2 separate regions of the Mus musculus genome follow, and region 1 is linked to region 2. The links are chromatin loops, found by intact Hi-C in ENCODE. Cell type or tissue: left cerebral cortex. All regions are shown on one strand. Each heading gives the region's core, and the rest is flanking DNA. Links, peaks and the distances in the headings are about the cores only.

Region 1 (2,931 bases), core at 103-2,602, 130 kb before region 2:
TGTGTGAAGGAGTTTTAGCACAGTCAGATTAGGGATCAGGCAGCTACCAGTGCCCTTAGACTCCAGATGCTTATTCTCTTGTTTGGAGTGCATGGTATTCACACATCTTATTGTTATTTGGAATCATGTTAGGTTACCCTCTAGCAACATATGCAGGTGTCACATGAAAACTGAGTATTTCGGTCTTTGTGGTCATTATTTCTTATGACAAATTCATAAACTGATATTTCCGTTTTCTATCTCAGTTCTGTGTACTTAACCTATATTACACTGCCTAAAAGTTGGTGCTGCTCTTGTTTTGCCTGGAGAGATTAGCAAAGCACCCAGTTATGGGGAATCAAATCACCAAAGCTGTGAAAGCCCATTAGTTAAGGAGGACCAAGGAGATTAATTATCATCTTGCTTTTTTTGTGATAATTTGACGTTGTTTTGTTGCTACAATGGATCATTTTTAATTTTACATCCTCAAAACCCAATAAGTATTTGTTGCATCCCTGTCCAGCCTTAAAGAGACACATTCAGTTGAGGTCTTCCTGAAGAAATATTTGAGGTATGATATGTGTGCAAATCACATGTTTGGGAGTTTTTCACAGAAAACACAGATGAGAAAATGGTGTCAGGAAACAAGAAATAGAAGAAAATCAGCAACATATAAAATATCAAGCAAATTAGTTAAGATTAAGGGCAAGTAGATCTCAATATGAATGGGAAACTCAAAGACAATGTAGTCAATGCCACCAAGTTATTCATCTCTCTGTCACCACAGAAAGGAAGGTATATGTTAATCATCTAATTGCTACATCTCTTTAGTTGAAAGCTACTTCTTGATACATTGACTCATGGCATTGCTGGCATTCTGGTGTCTGGTATCCTAGAATATACTTGTAGATGAGAAATATGTACTGAGAAATGGAGTGTCACAGAGTAGCATGATGAATGAGCCAACCGATGTTGTCTGGTGATAAATAAAACATTCCACACTCTCAAAATATTGATAAGAACTGGACATAATTCTAATAAGTTTCATTCCATCAGAGTGGTAAAAGTGATGAAACACTCATCTTTGTGATTCAAATTTGGCTCCCGCACATTAGAAGGGAATGAGGGCAAGTCTGAGTGGCAATCACTGATCCCCAATCCCTTATGTTCTTATGTGCCTGGAAAAAAATGCAGTAACTCATTTTATCAGACCAGTGATAATTCAGAACATACTACATCCTTGCCTTTGCAAGCACACTCTGTTCTAACAGAAATCAAATGTAGGAGTCTGCCAACAACCCCAGTTTAACTGGAGCAAGGGTGCTGGATGAATCATAAGTCCAAATTTCTCAATAATTCAAGTGCCAGCAGCATCACATTTGTTACAAATTCTCAGTTTTGTTTGAGATTTCTAAAGACACCTCGCCCACCCATATTGGTGAGAAATCCAACATCAAGCTACTTGGAAGACATTTGGTATAGTTTCCTTTCTGATTTCCTGCATGATGCAAGAATTCTGGCAGGACAGGGGAATGGTGGGAAAAGTTATGAAGTGGTACTTTCCAGGCATCAAAACTCAAGCAAGGAAAGGAACACTGTGCATCTTTGCTGGTTATCCATGTTCTCCTTGAGCATATGATGCACCGAAAGTTTGTGGTGCTAGAAACTAGGGTTGAGACTTCTTGTTTAGTGCTTAGGCAAGGACTTCTAGCCAACAGAGGTGGATCAGCCTCAGTCCCTTACACCATTTCTCAAAGCCACAATTACCAGTCAATCCTATGTTCCTCTTACTCTTTACCACAGAATTCATCAGGTACGAGTTCACTTTAACCCAAAACTAAAAACAAAACTGACTTTTGCTTTCTTGTTCTAGAAGGAGAAAGCTCAATCACACCATTGGAGTTAGAGTCAGCCTTGGTTATTTTTTTTTTCTCTTTTTAACTTTTCATTTGGTTCTTTGTTAATCTTCTATCATGCATCCCGATTGTACTCATCCCCCTCTCCCCTTGTACATACCCTTCCACCCTTGCAACCTCTCCCCCAAACAGAAAAAAATTATCTTGTTGTGGAAGCTGTAGTGCATCACAGTGTGTCCACAGTATATCCTTTTGTTCACACTTTGCTTGCAAAAGTTCATTGCAATGACTCATTAGTCTGGTAGATGACCTCTGACTTCAGCTATTCCATCAATACTGAAACTTCACTTGGACTCCTCTCGGATATCCTGTTGTTGTTCTGTGTTATGGTGATCCTATAGATTTGGATTTGTAGGATGAGGCCCTTCATGCATTCCAGCATTTATCAATGAAATAGATGTTAGAGTGGGGCAAGTCAAACTCCTGAATGTGGACCTTAGAGGTATCTAAGCTTGTGAGCCCGCTGGTGCTACCACTTTTGTGCCTTCAGGACCTGCTAACCTACAATCCTGGCAACCAGAACTATCTCTACCCTGCTGCTTAGGAAAGGTGCAGGGCCTGCTCTCCTCAGTGTTGCAGTTGGTGATGGACATGGTCAATTCTCCCACTCTCATGAACCTGCTTTTCTAGCTGCTTTTCTAGCTTTTCTAGCCTGCTGTAAGTGGTGATGGATGAAGGAGGGGAGAAGGGCATCTCGCCCTCATCTGAGCCACTACCCAGCAGACAAAAGGCAGGTCAGGCTCTCCCACACTCCTGCCTTCAGGCCTGGCTCACCTGCAACCCCCATATCCAGACAGATCTATCTCTACTGTGCTGTCCAGTCATGGTGCAGGGCCTGTTTTCCTAAGTGTTACAGCAGGTAAGGGGCAAGGACAGCTTGCCAGAGGACCAGTTCTCCCACCCACCTGCATTATGTGGTAAGAGAACATCTCTCCTCATCCATGCTGCAGCACAGCCGACAATTTGTGGTAGGACAGGCCAGGACCTGACCACAGTCCCAGTTGGCATCACTGGCTACTAACATCAGGCTGTTCCT
Region 2 (2,931 bases), core at 101-2,600:
TGACTTGGGCTACTTAATAGGGATTCTTTCCCTTTCTACATCTGATATAATAAAATTTCAAGACAACAATAGTTGATGCTTATTTTAATTGGTGTGGTCAGTTCAATTTGTCCTACAGATTTTATTAACCATATAGTAGTTATTTGAGTTCTGGAGGATTGCTTGGTGAGAGGTTTGTACTAATCTGTTTTATGCTTGTTTGTTCATTTTTGGTTTTTGTTTGTTTGATTAATTTTTCCTAAAGCTAGGGATTAAGTCCAAGACTCTGAATAGCATTCAAGTGCTCTGCCACTAGCTACATCTTTGTTATTCATGTGATGTGTTGGAATTCAGAGAGAAGAAGTAAAGATAGAAGGGTTAGGAAATGTGGCCATACTTAGGTCCTCCAGGCGAGGTGGACGACACAAGATAATAACCAGTAGTGATAGCTAGTGGCTAAGCAGAAAAGTCACATTTTATTAAAATTTCTTCATATTCTTTCTTCATCAGTCCTTGAAGCTTGCCCCTCAAAGCATAACATAGGCAGCAACACTGAGGCCTAGTTTCAAAGCTGCAGTGCCTAAGCAGTTTCTCCTGCACTGTGACCTTTTGATCCATGCCTGGTGCAATTTCTGACAAAGCTTTCATATGAATAAATATATGTGTGTGTGCTCATGTGTCTATGTTCATCCTTGCCTGAACACTTATTTAATCTGGCCAGATAATGATTCTTGGGTAGTGTTTGAAAATGATAATTAAGACTTAGGGTTACATCTATGGAATTAGTCTAAGAAGATTCAGACACAGTTTTTACTAAATAGAAACATATTTAATGCACAATCACATGCATGGGAATATGTACAACTATACAAACATCTGGTAACACAGTACCAGCCTCATGAAACATCAGATCACTTCTTTCTCCTTTCTAGGATTTGGTAGTTTGTCTATTTCATGGAGTTACCAGTATTTAAATTATTTTCCTTCCCTTCTACAAAATTGTGAAACCATAAGTTTTGTTTTATATATATATATATTAATATATATATATTACTTCACCTCATAATGAACATAATGAATTGAATTTGTTGGAAAGTTTTTGAGTGATAAGTCAGCACTCTGCCTAAAGCCCAGGAATTTATTGAGAAATGGCAGACACCTTCCCATTTCCAAATGATTTCTACTTTTTTGGCTACCTATCAGACTTAACTCCTTAGATATATAATTGAGATTAGATTGCTGATTATGCTAAAAACCTGTAGATGCTCAATTTCCTTACAGAAAATTGAGTAGGATTAGCAAGTAACATATGTCCATATTCCTACGTAACTCAAATCAATTGCTATGTAAACAATTATCATAATAAATTATTTAAGAAATAAGAAAAGGCTGGGTGGGGGCTGGAGAGATGGCTCAATGGTTACATGCACCCATTGCTCACTCAGTTGTCCAGAAGTTCCAGAGTACAATTCCCAGCTACCATAAAGTGGCTTACAAACATATATGAGTTCTGATGCCCTCTTCTGGCATGCAAGTGAACATGCAGATAGAGCACTCATATACATAAATAAATAAATCTTAAAAAATAAGAAAAGGAAAAATATCTGTTGTCATCAGCATTGATACTGATGATCTGCAGTTTGATGAATCTGTAAATATGAAATCTATGCTGCACACACTAGTGAGTATCTATAACTTTCAGAAGTCAGGCATGCTTTACATGTAGTCTAGTTCAACAAAGCTGGAATTTAAAGGTGATGATATCAAAAGGGTTTAATTATATTTTACATGCATTAGTTAACATATAACTACTTCAAATTCAGTGATCAACCTCAGATTTTTTTTTTTTGTAGAAATATACTTCATGGAAATTCCCATTAGTGTTTGCCTAAGTGGGTGATGGATCTTAGGTAAGCAATTGCAACACAATGGGGGAGAAAAGGGAGACAGAACAAGTAGCAACAGGGAAATTCAGCTGAAGTGCTTACTGGTGTGCCAAATAATCATGGGAAAGTAAGACAGGATGGGAACTTTCTGGAAAGTAGCTCCTCTGTTCTCTTGTCCTTCTTTAGCTGAATCATACCAATAAATCTCAGAAACATTTAATGTCTGGAGAGAACATTTTCCAGCTGTTTTATACATAGTTGCCTCTATCCAGATCTTATAGCTCATAGGTGAGTCTTATATCCAAATGTTACCACACACCAACTACAAGACAAAAGGAAGGGAACCTAGCCAAGCAGAAAAGAGAAAGAAGACAACGGAGTGGAAACATCTGTTTTAATTTAGAAAACTGGCAGTAAATGAGACAGAAAGAGCCTGGAGCTCTGTGATCATCTCTCCACTGGTGCGAGTGGGAGTGACTGTGGGTTGTTTCTCTCCTATAACACTGCAGCTGAATTAAATGCATTTGATCCTCCTCTTTGTGCCCATGTGTGTTCCTGGGAAAGTTTCTCCGGTTTACATTTCTTGGCTTCTTCTCATGAAAGACCACCTCTGCATTAAATGATTTCTGGTGTCTTAAGTGTAACCTACAGAGACAGACATGTATGATTCTCCATGTATGAAGCCTGCTGTGTGACTATGTGATTTGAGGACACAGACACTAAGCAAGTCTTCATTTGCACATTTGCTTAACGTCTTTAACCCTCCCAATGAAGTTCCTAATCACACCAAAGTCAACCACTGTTTCAAATGTTGTTTTAAAATATAAATTCACATGCAAAAAGCAACAAGAGACGTTCTAGCTGAATAACCCTAGGAAACAAAGTGTCTGGGAAAGGTTGGGAGGGTATACCCATTGTAGCTTCTTGAGAACAGAGAATACAGCCAGTGGTGGGCTTCCCTTACCTTTGAGAAGAACAGAAAGGCAGGTAAAGTCCATAGAAAGTCAAAAGGGAGAGTGGCAGTGAGGAGTGAGTAGGGAAACATCCACTTTGGATCTTGCACTGG

What was found. A loop is a pair of places that touch in the nucleus more often than their neighbours do. Peaks named below come from ENCODE experiments on the same cell type or tissue, not always from the same donor. Only the 100,000 strongest peaks of a DNase experiment are listed, where the experiment ranks them.
Region 1: it touches region 2 in a loop (3.0-fold over the local background); 10 of 42 quality-filtered maps call a loop at or near these places.

The regions. Positions count from the first base shown.
Region 1 is chr7:88,344,629-88,347,559 of GRCm38, reverse strand. No RefSeq gene overlaps it. Among named protein-coding and RNA genes, the nearest start is that of Gm25345, 2.1 kb to the right of the region's middle. In left cerebral cortex, for the core only: no CTCF peak of the experiment used is centred there; DNase peaks (open chromatin) are centred at 916 and 1,373.
Region 2 is chr7:88,214,182-88,217,112 of GRCm38, reverse strand. No RefSeq gene overlaps it. Among named protein-coding and RNA genes, the nearest start is that of Ctsc, 62 kb to the left of the region's middle. In left cerebral cortex, for the core only: a CTCF peak has its summit at 1,510 (motif pointing left); a DNase peak (open chromatin) is centred at 2,319.